Linked DNA regions of Homo sapiens: region 1 is linked to region 2. Evidence: read pairs that join two places in POLR2A ChIA-PET (ENCODE). Cell type or tissue: MCF 10A. All regions are shown on one strand.

Evidence for each region. ChIA-PET counts read pairs that join two places held together with the same protein. Peaks named below come from ENCODE experiments on the same cell type or tissue, not always from the same donor. Only the 100,000 strongest peaks of a DNase experiment are listed, where the experiment ranks them.
Region 1: POLR2A ChIA-PET joins it to region 2 with 10 read pairs; 3 of 35 experiments call an interaction of 5 or more read pairs at or near these places.

The regions. Positions count from the first base shown.
Region 1 is chr10:35,303,414-35,311,413 of GRCh38, reverse strand. LOC107984220 (a long non-coding RNA gene) reads left to right here and starts at 4,699. Exons shown (of 3, transcript XR_007062113.1): 1 at 4,699-5,085. It also overlaps a transcript of CCNY not described here. RefSeq lists a silencer at 6,538-6,597. In MCF 10A, no CTCF peak of the experiment used is centred here; DNase peaks (open chromatin) are centred at 3,903 and 4,303.
Region 2 is chr10:35,543,917-35,551,916 of GRCh38, reverse strand. All of the region lies in intron 7 of CCNY (cyclin Y), which reads right to left. Among named protein-coding and RNA genes, the nearest start is that of GJD4, 57 kb to the left of the region's middle. In MCF 10A, a CTCF peak has its summit at 4,959; a DNase peak (open chromatin) is centred at 4,866.

The DNA of each region.
Region 1 (8,000 bases), 240 kb after region 2:
TGGGCCACTGTGCTCAACCAAAAATAATTTTTTAATTATCAAGAACATTTGAAATATAAAATTATATCCTGTATTTTTTTGTTGTTGTTGTTAATTGAGACAGGGTCTTGCTCTGTGGCCCAGGCTGGAGTGCAGTGGTACAATCATAGCTCACTGCAGCCTCGAACTCCTGGGCTCCAAGGATCCTCCTGCCTCAGCCTCTCAAGTAGCTGGGACTACAGGAATGCACCACCGTGTCTAGCTAACTTTAATTATTTTGCTTTTGTAGAGACAGGATCTGGCTATGTTGACCAGCCTGGTTTCCAACTCCTGGCCTCAAGCAATCCTCCTGCCTCAGCCTCCCAAAGTGTTGGGATGATAGGCATGAGTCACTGTGCCTTCCAATCCTCTTGTTTTGTTTTGTTTTGTTTTGTTTTGTTTTGTTTTGTTTTGTTTTGTTGAGACAGGGTTTCACCATGTTGCCCAGGCTGGTCTTGAACTCCTGGACTCACGCAATCCTCCCACCTTGGCCTCCCAAAGTACTAGGATTACAGGCGTGAGCCACGATTCCCGGCCAATCCTCTGTTTTTAATAGTGAACTCGCCCTGGTGAATAATATAACTTAAGATGTTAGCTAATCATAGTAGTGTGTATGTATAATTTAAAACTATACATATATTAAGACTGCTCAAAAAGTAATCACACTACAAAGGCTAAGCAATCAAAAAAGCTTGGAGAAGACACACAAATGACCAACAGTTGTATGAAAAATGCTCAGCATCACTCATCATCAGCAAAATGCAAAGCAAAACTACAGTGAGATATTGCACCCCAGTTACAATGGCTATTGTCAAAAAGACAAAAAATAACAAATCTTGGTGAGGATACAGGGAAAGGGGATATACACTGTTGGTGAGAATGTGAGTTAATACAGCCATGGAAACCATATGAAAGTTCCTCAAAAAACTACAAATCAAAACTACCTTTGATCTAGCAAGCCCACTGCTAGTATATATCCAAAAGAAAGACGCATATCAAAGAGGTACTGTACTTGTATGTTTATTGGAGCACAATTCACAACAGCCAAAATATCAACCCCAGTGCCTATCAGCAAATGAATGGATAAAGAAAATATGGTACATATACATGATGGACTATTATTCAGCCATAAAAGATGAAATCCTGTCATTTGCAGCAACATGAGTTGACCTGGAGGACATTATGTGAAATGAAATAAGCCAGGCACAGAAAGACAAATACCACATGATCTCTCTAATATGTAGGAAACTTGAAACAGTTGATCTCATGGAGTTAGAGAAAAGAATGGTGGTTCCCAGCTGGGTGCAGTGGCTCGTGCCTGTAATCCCAGCACTTTGGGAGGCTGAGGCGGGCGGATCAGAAGGTCAGGAGATCGAGACCATCCTGGCTAACATGGTGAAACCCTGCCTCTACTGAAAATACAAAAAATTAGCTGGGCATGGTGGCGGGCGTCTGCAGTCCCAGCTACTCGGAAGGCTGAGGCAGGAGAATGGCGTGAACCTGGGAGGTGGAGCTTGCAAGTGAGTGGAGATTGCACCACTGCACTCCAGCCTGGGCGACAGAGCGAGACTCTGTCTCTAAATAAATAAATAAATAAGTAAATAACACATGTACTCCAGAAATATGTATAACTATCATGTATCAATAAAAAATTAGTTTTTAACAAAGACTTGGAGGTTGGGCACAGTGGCTCATGCCTGCAATCTCATCACTTTGGGAGGCTGAGACAGGAGAATCACTTGAGCCGAGGAGTTCGAGACCAGCCTAAGCAACATAGTGAGACCTCATCTCTACAGAAAATTCAAAAATTAGCTGGGTATGGTGGTGTGTGCCTGCAGTCCCAGCTACTTGGGAGAGTGAGGCAGAAGTATCTTGAGCCCAGGAGTTCGAGGCTGCAGAGAGCTTTGATGGTGCCACTGCACTTCAGCCCGGGTGACACCCAGATTCTGTCTCTGAAAAAGAAAAACAAAAAACCCACTGCTCTTCCTCTCCACCTGTCATCCACAAGCCTCCCAGGTAGATTCTCCATCACCCAGAGGCAGGTGGGGAATTCCTCCACCCTCACAGTCCACTGAGTCCGAGTGTGCTTCCTCACAGGACCTGAGTGATTGCTGACCTATCTCATGTGGAGGGCCATTCTTCCTTGAGACACTGTTTCTGTTTTCCTGATTTTCCTGTAACCATCCAAACCACTCTTTTTCCCTTTGTGGCCACTTTTCCTTACTTTAGCCGTGAGCCACTGCCTTGCAGATGTAGCCTTTCCCTCTGCATGGCTGATTCTCAAATCTTTGTCTCCAGGCTTGGACTCCCCCATATACCCCAGTCTCTGTCTGTCCAAATGTTTACAAGATTCCCACACATTCCCCTAAGCTTAATGTGTGTAAAACAACACCTCCTTTCCCACCCACCTTCCCTGTTTTCCTGGCCTGGTTGAAGATCACTATTTTCAGGACTGCTGAGGCAAGGACTCTGAGATCACTCTCACCCTCCCTCTCTAATTGACCATCGTCATCCAAGCTGTCACAGACACCTGTCAATATTGCCTTCCAGGGGTCCCCTAGACTTCACTGTTTCCTTTTTGTTCTTTTTGCCCCGACTCTGAGCCCTCACCAGGTCACATCCGCATGGCTGCTACTTCCTTTTGTCTGGCTGCCTTCTCTCAAGCTGAAATGAGCTCTTATCTGCCGGTAGCCCATTAGTCTCACATTATATATGTCACTCAGGCTCCCCCACAGATGCCCTGTTCCCACTAGAATATTGGCTTCATTGGGTCCCTGCCCTCCACACCTCTTCCAGGCTCCCTCTCTGTCCAGACTGTCACACCTCACACATCCTCTTCCCTCCTCCCCATGGGCTCACTCTGTCACGCAGGCTGGAGTGCAGTGACAGGATCATAACTCACTGCAGCCTCAAACTCTCAGGCTCAAGTGATCCTCCCACCTCAGCCTCCCAAGTAGCCAGGACTACAGGTGCACATTACCATGCCCAGCTGTTTTTTACTTTTTAGTTGAGATGGAGTCTCACTGTGTTGCTCAAGCTGGTCTTGAACTCCTGGGCTCAGGCGATCCTCCCACTTTGGCCTCCCAAAGTGCTGGGATCACAGGCATGCATGAGCCACTGTGCCCAGCCTCCCACCTCCTCCTCTTTTGCGTGCTCTGCCATCAGGCAATCTGTGATCCTGCTCCATTCTAAGCTCTGCCATGTGTTAGTGCTTTGATCTTAGACAAACTAACAGCTCCAAAACCTCAATTTCTTTATCCATAAAATTATTACTACCTCGGCCGGGCACGGTGGCTTATGCCTGTAATCCCAGCACTTTGGGAGGCCGAGGCGGGTGGATCACTTGAGGTCAGGAGTACCAGACCAGCCTGCCCAACATCGTGAAACCCCGTGTCTACTAAAATACAAAAATTAGCTGGACGTGATGGTGGTCGCCTGTAATCCCAGCTAGTCAGGAGGCTGAGGCAGGAGAATCACTTGAACCCGGGAGGCGGAGGTTGCAGTGAGCCAAGATTGCGCCATTGCATTCCAGCCTGGGCAGCAGAGCAAGACTCCATCTCAGAAAAAAAAAAAAAAATATATATATATATATATACACACACACACACACACACACACACACACACACACACACATATATACACATCAATATGTATATATATACATATATGTGTGTGTGTATATATATACATATATACACGTGTAGATATACACGTATATATATATATACATATAACCTTATTTCGGGGTTGTTGAAAGGATGAAAATGGCATCATGCATGGAAGGTTATTTAGCCCAGTACCTAGCATAAAGATCTGAATTGTGCCTCGTTTTAGGATTAGCAAAACGTGATTGGCAAAATCAGAGTCATATGGCAAACACCCAGTTGGGTGAGTGAGTCACAGGAATAGGTGCTTAATGTTTGTTGGCTTAACAACTTGCAAGCTCTAACATAATCTCCGTCCTCTGCTAACATTATCTGATAGCTCAGATGCTGAAACATTTCATTCTTCTTTAAACTCCATGGCGTTTATGCGCGTGAGCCGCCACACCTGGGCTGACTCTTTTTTGTAATTCTTTCACAGATGTTCCATCTGTCTAACTAGTTTTCAAGTTCCTTGAGGACAAGGATAATGATATTATTACAGCTGACATTTCTTGAATGTGGACTATGAGCTAGCATTTTCAATTTATAAACTCGCTTAACCCGCACCACAGCCTGATGAGGGAGCTTGCTGTCGTCATCCCTGAGTTATGAATCAGGAAGCAGAGGCCCAGGTTGCCAGCGTGTTACCCGAGGGCACAAGGTTAGTGAGCAGCAGCACTGAAGCACTGCAGCCCAGCCCAGCAGCAAGGTATGTTGCCGTGTACTGCTTCCTAGGGTGCGGGACTGCACGCCCTCAGGTGAGTAGGAGAGAACTTACTGATTCCCTGACTGATAGAAACCCTTATCTTTGCAGCTACACGTGCTTTTCTAGCAGATGCCTGGGCTCCTGGACATATTGCTCTGAGGCTATTTGACAGCACTCCTGCCATCCTCCTGGCCCCCTAAGATAAAACTTTCTTTAAAGAGCGTCCTAAAAACCAGATTTACACACAAAAGCCAGGATGACTCCTAGCAGATGTTTTGCTACCTGAAGGTTGTTATGTCATGTAGAAAATGAAGGAGGAAAGAAAGAAAAGGAGAAGGAGGGGAGAGGGCATGTGGGAGAAGGGGAGAGGGCATGTGGGAGAAGGGGTGAGGACAGTGAACAGACCGGGGAGTACCAGAAAGACCAGCTCTTCCCAAACAGCTTCTGCCATGATGCTTGCTTCATGCTAAATGACCCACAAACTTCATTCATGTGTGGGTTTGCCCTTGTGCCTTCTTGGTCCCCCAAGCAGGGACAGAGTTCTGTTCGGAGAAGCTGGAATGGACCGAAAGCCAGGGAAGGAGCTGGTGGAAACCCAGGCAGGCCTCCCTCAAGTGGCATGATCTCAGGAAATGGAAATATTGTACAAAGAAGCAAGATGCCTGGCGCCAACTTCCATGCTGTGCTGAATGACAAATCCAAGATGGTTGGCCAGGTATGGTGGCTCACGCCTGTAATCCCAGCACTTTGGGAGGCTGAGGCAGGTGGATCACTTGAGGTCAGGAGTTCAAGACCAACCTGGCCAACATGGTGAAACCCTGTCTCTACTAAAAATCCAAAAATTAACCAGGTGTAGTGGCGTGTGCCTGTAATCCCAGCTACTCAGGAGGCTGAGGCAGGAGAATCACTTAAACCTGAGAGGCAGAGGCTGCAGTGAGCCGAGATTGCACCACTGCACTCCAGGCTGGGCAACAGAGTGAGACTCTGTCTCTCATAAAGAAAAAAAATGGCATATGAAACATGAATTTTAAGTAAAAAATTACACAGGATGTGTTACTGTACTGGAAACTAACTTTGGAAAATAGGAGTAGATTTCCTGCACCTTATATCAACTCCTTCTGTGATAGAAATGAAACCCACTCTAATGATCCCAAGCATATCTGTGAAGTCTTACAAGGGGTCAGACTGGCAGCACCATCCACAGGGACATTACCTCTAAGGATCATATATCAAGAGCCAGATCCCAATCAGGAAATTTCTTCCACCATTGTCAGTACAAAGGGCACTCAGCAAGCATCTTTTCCAAATGGACATCTACCCAGAAGTATCCACATAACCCAATCATCAATACTCAGAAACAAGAAGATATTAGAACTGTTCTTTCTTGCAGGGGTAAAAATAAGGAGGATTAGGAAGATGAAGCCATGGCAATGAACGATAAGTAGCACAAACCTTACCTAATCTCTGTCTCATTTAACTGGGTAAACAGCAGCTCTGACACAATTATATGCCCCCAGATGCTGCTGTGACATTACTAGGTTACAGTGAACACAGTATCAGCTGATGCCATTGGAATAAACATGCAGATTTCCAAAACCAAAGTGTTTGCATGTAATATATATTTCATGTTCTTGTCACCTCAAGCCTGTCTTGAAGCTGATTTCATGCAGCATCCTCTAGACTTGAAGGAACATCACTCCACATTTCAAAGAGTAACAGCATGTATTTTTACAATTTACTCCTTAGCAGGGGGGAATTAGAGCATTAACTGTAGGAAATTTTTCTCTTGTACAATAAACCGAAAGCTTTGTAACCATAAAATGACAATTTTCATTAAAAAGCACGCTTACTTTTGGTATTGCCAGTTACGTAAAGGATAAATGTCTTCGGGCAAAAGGACACGTGGCCATAACCTTTTCCTGACAAGTCTGTCTCCGGTTTTCTCCAAGCAATGTCAGATTTTATATTTTTCCAAAAGAAACAAACGGGAATGCCTCATGAATTGTTCCTGTGGATTTTTAGTTCAATACTACATGACACTTGTATATTAGGCTCCTAAATACTGTGCAACACGGCAACAGTGATGAGAATCACTACTCTTAGACCACACTTGAATTAGTGTCTCTTCCATCCACCCACGTTTTTTGGCTCTTCTTCCTCTGATCTCCCCTGCCTTGAGGCTCAGCACTCCCCCTAACACCCTAGTGGTTCTCAACCTGGGCAATTATGCCCCCAGGAGACATTTTTGGTTGTTGCAACTAGGGGATGCCACTGGCATGTAGTGGGTAGAGGCTAGGGATTCTGCTAAACATCCTACAAGGCACAGGACAGCCCCCCAAAACAAAAATGATCTAGCTCCACATGCCAATAGTACTGTGGCTGAGAAAACCTGCAATATGCTAACCAAACCACTTTTAATTAAAAGGAGAAAAAAGGCCGGGAGCGGTGGCTCACGCCTGTAATCCCAGCACTTTGGGAGGCCGAGGCGGGCGGATCACGAGGTCAAGAGATCGAGACCATCCCGGCTAAAACGGTGAAACCCCGTCTCTACTAAAAATACAAAAAAATTAGCCGGGCGTAGTGGCGGGCGCCTGTAGTCCCAGCTACTTGGGAGGCTGAGGCAGGAGAATGGCGTGAACCCGGGAGGCGGAGCTTGCAGTGAGCCGAGATCCCGCCACTGCACTCCAGCCTGGGCGACAGAGCGAGACTCCGTCTCAAAAAAAAATAAAAAATAAAAAAAAAAAAAAAATAAAAGGAGAAAAAAGCCTTTTCAAGATCTTACAACGGCTCTTATTAGATTATAAATTGTAACCTCCTCAGCCTTACTTTCAACACCTTTCCCAATCCATTTCTAACCTACCTGTCACCTGAACTGAGCAAACCTATGCTGAGCTCCCCCATGTGCAGGAGGTGCAAAGCTACTGAAAGACGAAGAGGGGTTGGTGCTTTCCAGAAGCCCATTCACGGGTGCAGGAGACGGAGAAACTGGAGCATGTGGCTAGCACCCAGCAGGTATCAGGAATGGTCTTTCCTTTCTTCCTAATTAGCTCTAATTCCAGGCTGACTGTGATGGGTGGATAAAGAGTGGTGGATCTTAGTGTTTTCCCCACATCGTAATCTGTGCTCTTGTTTGTCTTTTAATCTATTAGGAAAATTTGAAAGACTAGGTTTTTTTCTATTTGACATAGATCTACCTTTCTTTCTTTCCTTCCTTCCTTCTTTCCTTCCTTCCTTCCTTCCCTCTTTTTTTTTTTTTTTTTTTTTTTGAGACGGAGTTTCGCTGTTGTCGCCCAGGCTGGAGTGCAATGGTACGATCTCGGCTCACCGCAACCTCCGCCTCCCAGGTCCAAGGGATTCTCCTGCCTCAGCCTCCTGAGTAGCTGGGATTACAGGCATGCACCACTACATCCAGCTAATTTTGTATTTTTAGTAGAGATGGGGTTTCTCCATGTTGGTCAGGCTGGTCTCGAACTCCCGACCTCAGGTGATCTGCCCACCTCGGCCTCCCAAAGTGCTGGGATTACAGGCACGAGCCACCATGCCTGGGCTTCTTTCCTCTTTCTTTTTAAGAAACATGGTCTTTCGCCTGTAATCCTAGCACTCTGGGAGGCTGAGGCGGGAGGATCACCT
Region 2 (8,000 bases):
CACAAGGATTCCAATTTCTCCACATCCTCCCTAACATTTCTTATTTTCTGTTTTGTTTTGGTAATAGTCATCCTAATGTGTGTGAAGTCGTATATCACTGCGATTAGGATTTTATATACCTATTTTTAAATCATTAAAATGATTGGAAAATAAAACCAAGTAATACAGGATTTCTAAACTGACAGAGTTTAGGTTGAAGACAGACATCAGAAATATCTACAAAGCCCATTAAGTTGGGCCACGAGGTAAGAATGTCTTTTTTAGTTTCCCATAGTAGAACTCTGTTTATTATTGATAGTACGTCTTACACTTCTCTGAACTATGAAATTACTACTACAGTTTTTATCAAATGCATTTGCAAAGTGAAAATGTAACAGAAAAAAAAACAAAATTAAACAGACACCATCCATGCTATTTTTAAGAACTTGCAGATAAAACCCATTAATGTTATAATTATTCACAGTATATAATGTCCATAAAGTCTTAAATATTACAAAACGCAAAAAGGTACATGTGGAAAGGAAAATGTTTACACATAAATAAAATACAGATTATTTTCAGTTAAATGATACCAACACTCCCAAATGGAATGGGAAAGGTTTTTTGTTTTGTTTTGTTTTTTAAGAAAAGGAAGAATTCACACTTGTTACTTCATTAGGATGTCTTTGAGGAGGCGGCTGAACTTTAGGAAGTTCTTGAGAAAAAGGGTAATTAACACTGATTGGGAGAGGTCTCTTACGGGATGCGAATGCACAAGGCCTGTAAAGGGGACCCAACGATCACAGAAGGTGGGCTGCTCTGGAAGACCCCCAGCTCCCGGCTTGCACAGCTAGGTAGGTGTGTTCTCTGGGACAGGGTGCACTGGGGAGGAAGAGGTTGGTAAAAGATCACAGGCCTGACTCTGGACGCTTTCTGTCTTGAAATGTCCCAGCGGATGCCACATAAGTAGTGAACATGCAGGTCTGGAGCTCAAACTGGGGTGCCAGTTTGAGAGTCTGTGACAGGCAGACAGAGCAAAGCCAGGGGCAAGGGACCTGGGGGAGGCTTAAGAACTAAGAAAAGGAGGGGCTGGTCCTGAGACTGGAGGGCCCCTTCCATTTTAAGGCTGGAGACAGGATGAAGGGGTAACAAAGAAGAGGGGGGAGTAAAACCTGGTATGTGGTGCTCTTGTTTGAGTCTTGTAATAGTTTGGAAAAGAACTTCTAAGGCAAAGCTGTGTTTGCAAGTGCCTAAACTAGGCTTACAACATATGGGGCATTTGAGAAGGAAACTGAAGTGTCCTCTTGCACAAGAAAACATTAAATTGGACGAGCAAGGACTCTAGAGGCAGTGACTGTGCAGGTGGAGGGGCAGGAGAAGCAGCAGGCATGGGGGATTCAGCAGGGAGGCCAGGGAGAGAAGGGCAAGGGAGTAAGGGTAGAGGGACAAAAGGAGTGGGGAGGGAAGACAGGGCAGAAGAGGGGGACGGAGAACAATCCTTAATGGAAGCAAAACTCCGGGCAGATTAAGGATAAAAAGACCATCAGCAAGCAGCACAGGGTCATGAGCAGTGTAAGGTCATGAGCCATAAGCAACACAGTGTCATGAGCAGTGTAGGGTCATGGGCCATGAGCAGTGCAGGGTCACAAGCACTGTAGGGTCACGGACTATGAGCAGCACAGGGTCATGAACAGTGTAGGGTCATGGGCCATGAGCAGTGCAGGGTCACGAGCACTGTAGGGTCATGTGTCATGAGCAGCGCAGGGTCACGAGCACTGTAGGGTCATGTGTCATGAGCAGCGCAGGGTCACAAGCAGTGTAGGGTCATGGGCCATGAGCAGCGCAGGGTCACGAGCACTGTAGGGTCATGTGTCATGAGCAGCGCAGGGTCACGAGCACTGTAGGGTCATGTGTCATGAGCAGCGCAGGGTCACAAGCAGTGTAGGGTCATGGGCCATGAGCAGCGCAGGGTCACGAGCACTGTAGGGTCATGTGTCATGAGCAGCGCAGGGTCACGAGCACTGTAGGGTCATGTGTCATGAGCAGCGCAGGGTCACGAGCACTGTAGGGTCATGTGTCATGAGCAGCGCAGGGTCACGAGCAGTGTAGGGTCATGGGCCATGAGCAGCGCAGGGTCACGAGCACTGTAGGGTCATGTGTCATGAGCAGCGCAGGGTCACGAGCACTGTAGGGTCATGGGCCATGAGCAGCGCAGGGTCACAAGCAGTGTAGGGTCACGGACCATGAGCAGCGCAGGGTCACGAACAGTGTAGGGTCATGGGCCATGAGCAGCGCAGGGTCACGAGCACTGTAGGGTCATGTGTCATGAGCAGCGCAGGGTCATGAGCACTGTAGGGTCATGTGTCATGAGCAGCGCAGGGTCACGAGCACTGTAGGGTCATGGGCCATGAGCAGCGCAGGGTCACGAGCACTGTAGGGTCATGGGCCATGAGCAGCACAGGGTCACGAGCACTGTAGGGTCATGTGTCATGAGCAGCGCAGGGTCACGAGCACTGTAGGGTCATGGGCCATGAGGAGCACAGGGTCACGAGCACTGTAGGGTCATAAGCCATGAGCAGCACAGGGTCACATACAGCATAGGGTCACGTGGCTTGACCAGCTACTCTGCAGAACCCCCCACCCCTCATCCCTAAACCACAGTCAGAGTGAGAGGGTCTAATGCTCCCCAAAGCAACCAGAAGCTTCCTTGTGGCTTATTTTGCCAGGTGCAGTTGTGAAGCCCCTGAGAAACTGGTGAGGTGGGGAGGGGCAGGTCAGACTCTTCTCTGCCTCTTCGAGAGAAGGGGTTTGGCATGATGAGGGGCGGGGGGGGGTGGGGTGGGTGGTGAGGGGCACGGAGTTGGCACCCAACTGTTTGCTGAATGAAAACATCCATGACTAATGGTTTCTTGCTTAAAAAGATTATTGTTCTGTGTTCAGATTACTTTTCTGTGTTCAGTGCTTTACTAATGAAACAGCAGTTTTTTAAATCTTAAAAACCTGGATTTTTATGGCTTATCAGATGTTCCTTAGAATGGATCAGGGCACTGTACTGAAGACAAAGTAAAAATCCTAAAAAGAAAGTACGGTTAACCCCTGAACAACACAGGTTCGAGCTGTGTGGATCCACTAATACGCAGATTTTTTCGGTAACAGTTACACCGAATGCACCTGCCTCTCCTGCCTCCCTTCCACCTTCTCCACCTCTTTCGCTTCCACAGCCCCAGAGGCAGCAAGACCAACCCCTCCTCCCCTCCTCAGCCTACTCAACGCGAAAACAACCAGGATGACAACCTTTATGATGATCCACTTCCACTTAATGAATGGGAAATATATTTTCTTGGCTGGGTGCGGTGGCTCAAGCCTGTAATCCCAGCACGTCGGGAGGCCAAGGTGGGCAGATCACAAGGTCAGGAGATCGAGACCATCCTGGCCAACATGGTGAAACCCCGTCTCTACTAAAAATACAAAAATTAGCTGGGCATGGTGTACGCGCCTGTGATCCCAGCTATTTGGGAGGCTGAGGCAGGAGAACTGCTTGAACCCGGGAGGCGGAGGCTGCAGTGAGCCAAGATCGTGAAACTGCACTCCAGCCTGGGTGACACAGCGAGATTCCGTCTCATAAAATATATATATATATATATACATAAATATATATATTTATATTTATGTATATATATATTTGTCCTTATTTTCTTAACATTTTCTTTTCTCTGGCTTACTTCATTGTAAGAATACAGTATAGCATACATATAACACGAAAAATAAATAATAATCAAATGTTTATGTTACAGGTAAGGCTTTCAGTCAACAGTAGGCTATTAAGTTTTGGGGGGTCAAAAGTTACATGTGGATTTTCAACTGTGCAGGGTTCCATGCCTCTAACCCTGGAGTTGTTCATGGGTCAAGTGGAGTAACATGTTTCAAATCCCAAAGGCAAATAGCCAATAAGCTGTAGTAAGAGGTTCTAAGTATACTGATAATAAAATGGAAAACCATTACAGGGAAAGACCACCTTGACCTTCCCAAATTAGTTGGGTGACCCTCTGCTTGCTCCCAATGCTGCATTTATCTCAGTAGTGTAAGGGCCTCTTCCCTGGATAGGAAGCCTGGATAAACCCTCATCTCATCCCCAGTATGTGCAGCATCTAGCCCAGGGGCCGGCAGAGCGTGCTCCCTGAATGCATCATGGGCATATGGGGTCCTGCAGGGACGACAAGGGACCGCATCCACACAGGGCTCCGGCAGGCTCTTGAAAGAGCTATGAAAGGGCAGATTTCCAGCCCAAAGGAAGTCAGCGGGACTACATACGAGTGATTCGCTAGTAAAACGACCACAAATAATGGCATTCAGGAAAGAGAACTGCATCGACAAGGTGTAGTGAATTAAGGGAAACTGAGTCCTTGGCTTGTGAGACAGGTGCAGTGGTGAACAACAAAGTTCAGAGGAGGCAGCTATGGGCACACGGGAAGCCAAAGAGACCTTCAAATAAGGCCCAGGAAGTCATGAAGCACGGCATTGTAACTGCACTGGAAAGGCCTTTGTGGGGGTTTCCAAGGGTCCTTCACTCAACAATAGCATTTGAGTGTGACAACTGTTGGTGGAAAAAAGAAAGTCACTCAAGAGAGCTGAATAACCTTATCAATTTTTGGAGATTTTCATTTTTAACGGCATTTATTATATTAAGTTTGAACAGAAAGAATAAGCTAATGTTTTAGATCATAATTGTCCTCTGTGTGAACATCGTAACTCTTCAGATAAAGATCTAGGTGAGGCTCAGTGGAATTCTAGCTGGCACTGATCTTAGGGCCCCAGGCTGCGTATTTTACAAAGGCTGATGACAAATCCTCTTACTCTCCAACAAAGAGACAACCAGAAAATGTGCAATACCACTGTGCTGAGAGCAGAAAACAGGGACTGGGCCTAAGTAAACCTCCAGATCATTAAAGCAGCAGAAAAAGAAGACTGTGACTCAATCTTCACCCAGATCCCAGAGATTCCACTCCTTTACAGACATGAGGCGCTGCAACCTCCCAAGCTCTCCGCAGAGGTCAGTGCTCACTGGCTCAATACAAAAAGCTGACTATGTTTTCTTCTGACTTTTAACTTACCTTAGTTGATGAATATTAATAACTATATTAGTAATATTTAAGAGAATACTTAATGTTTGGGAAAAAAACAAACAGTCATGAACCAGGTGTGATATTCCATTACGGCTAACTGAAGCAATCAGACAACACAATACATCCTGTAACAGAGGGAAAGCAGTTGCTATATTGGGAGATAAGGCATTCATGGTAAGCTAGACTTAAAAATATGTAATTTAGCAAAACTTGCCAATAAAACTATAGTCAAGGGTCAGCTGCAACTTCTTTAGTAAACTCCCACTTGGATATTTTAACTCTCTGCCAAGTAAAATAATACACGGTTGATTTTTCTAAACAATATCCCACGACCATTGCTAACAGGTCACTCTTACTCAGTTAAGTTTTCAGATTTAATTCATGAGAATGACTATCCTAAGAAGTCTCTCTGGAAACCACAGGTTAATGAGCAACTATGGAGCTACAAAGAGGCATCAGCTGACTGCACATCACAAAGCTGTTCAGAGGCATTTGGAGGGGATAAAACTTGTGGAATTGAGGATATATGCAAATGAGATCCCAATGATGCTGAAATTATTCCAATCCAATTTTAAAGAGTAATACTAGGCCGGTTAATTGTCTGAATCTGTACCAGATATAATTTCTTTCTGGACTTTAAATCTGCCGTCTTTCAGCTGTTTGGTTTGGATGATTAGAGCATGTTCCAATACGGCTGAGGTTGAAATCATACGGGTGAAGACTGTGAAGTGAGTTGGTAGCTTCACTCCATTCTCAATTACACCCTAATTCCAGAGTGCTGTCTCATAAACATACTATTTTGAGGGAATGGGGGTAGCTACCTAAACTCCCTGTATTCAGCAATGCTCCATAAATTATCACTTTTATGGCCAACAAAAATAATTTAAAAAAGTAATTATTATTTTCTGTTTATAAAATTTCTGCCAGTTTCACATTTGGATTCTTTTTTGTACCTGATGCTGGAAGATTTTCCAATAGCCTGGAATACACATTTATATTATTAATATAGGTTAATAAATTAATATAAAGTATAATCTTTACCCTAAACTACAGCAATAACCTCCTTGCTGGTATCCCTGGAGAGATCTTAATACAAATCTTACACGATTCTGTTGGTATCCTGTGGATATGGGTTACAGTGTGTCCCCTCTTCCAAAATGCATATGTTGAAGTCCTAACCCCAAGTGCCTCAGAATAAGGCCTTATTTGGAGACAAGGCCTTTACAGATGTAGTGGAGTTAAAACGAGGTCATTAGGGCAGGACCTAACACAATATGATTGGGGCCCTTACATAAAGGGGAAACTTGGAGACAGACATGCACACAGGAGAACGCTGCGTGAGCATGAGGCTGGGCACCCACACATTGTAATACGTCAGAGAGAGGCCTGGAGCAGAACCTTCCCTCACAGCCCTTGGAACTAACCCGGCCAGTGCCTTGATTTCGGACTTCTGGCCTCCAGGACTGGGAGACAATGAAGTTCTGGTGTTGAAGCCACCCAGTGTGCAGTACATTGTTCTGGCAGCCCCAGGGAATTAACAGAATATCTGTCTAAAGACCTTGACGGCTCCCTCCCACCTGAAGCAAAGCTGGCAATCCACAGTCCGGGAGTAGCTCACAGACAGGTTTCGTTTGGCTTGGAGATTTCTTTTAAAAATCTCAGCTAACAACAGGGAACGTTCAAAAATAAGTCTGGGTTTCTTTGAACACTGGAAGGCCCCAGCCCCTCATTTCTACATGGCAAGGATTAGTCATGTTGTGATTTTCAAATGTTACTGAGTGTACATGCGTGCACACACATGAACACATGCTTGCTTAGCATTTGCCATCAGTAACAACCCCCTCTGCCCTCTAAAAGGAGGCCTTTGCAGCCCAGGAAATGATCCTGATCATCTACCTAAAAATGTATATAAGCAGAAGAGAAAGAACAAAACAGCACAGTGTGCAGCAAAGAGTGAACACAGCAAGCCTGAGACTGCCATGCTCAGAACAGGCTGCTTCTGGGGCTGACCTCAGTTGGCATTTGAAGAGTGTCCATTTCAGGAGGGCTCCTAGCATTCCCAGGACAGGTAAGAGCAGCTCACTATGCACACAAGGTGTACAAACAAGGTGGTTTATGCTGAGCCTGCTTTCCTTCTGGGACTCTGGAATTTTGATATGTGCTAAACAGAGGATGTCTGCGTAACCAACACTCAACACAAACCTTGGGTGCTGTCTCTAATGGGCTTTGCTGGTGGACAACATCTTGGAAGTATAGTCATACGTCATTTAACAATGGGTACATTCTGAAAAATGCTTCATTAGGCAATTCAATCCTTGTGGGAATACCATAGAGTGCACTTACACAAAAGCAGGTGCTACGGCCTACTATTAACCTAGGCTATGTGGTATGACCTATTGCTCCAAGACTGCAAACCTGTATAGCACATGACTGTACTGAATATTGTTGGTAACTGGAACACAATGATGAGTATTTGTGTATCTAAATATATCTAAACAAAGAAAAAGCACCATAAAAATATGGTATTGAAGATAAAAATGGTCCACCTGTACAGGGCACTTACAGTAAATGGAGCCTGCAGGACTGGAAGTTGTTCTGGATAAGTGAGTGAGTGGTGAGTGAGTGTGAATCCTAGGGCATTACTGTACACTACTGTGGACTTGATAAATGCTGTACATTTAGGCTCTATTAAATTTATGAAAAAGATTTTCTGTAATAATAAATTAAACTTAGCTTACTATAACTTTATAAACTTTAAAAATTTTTTAAACTTTGGACTCTTGTAATAACACTTAGGTAAAAACATACATCATACAGCTGTACAAAAATATTTTCTCTCTTTATATCCTTATTCTACAAGCTATTTTATATTTAAGTTAGTTTTTAATTTCTAAACTT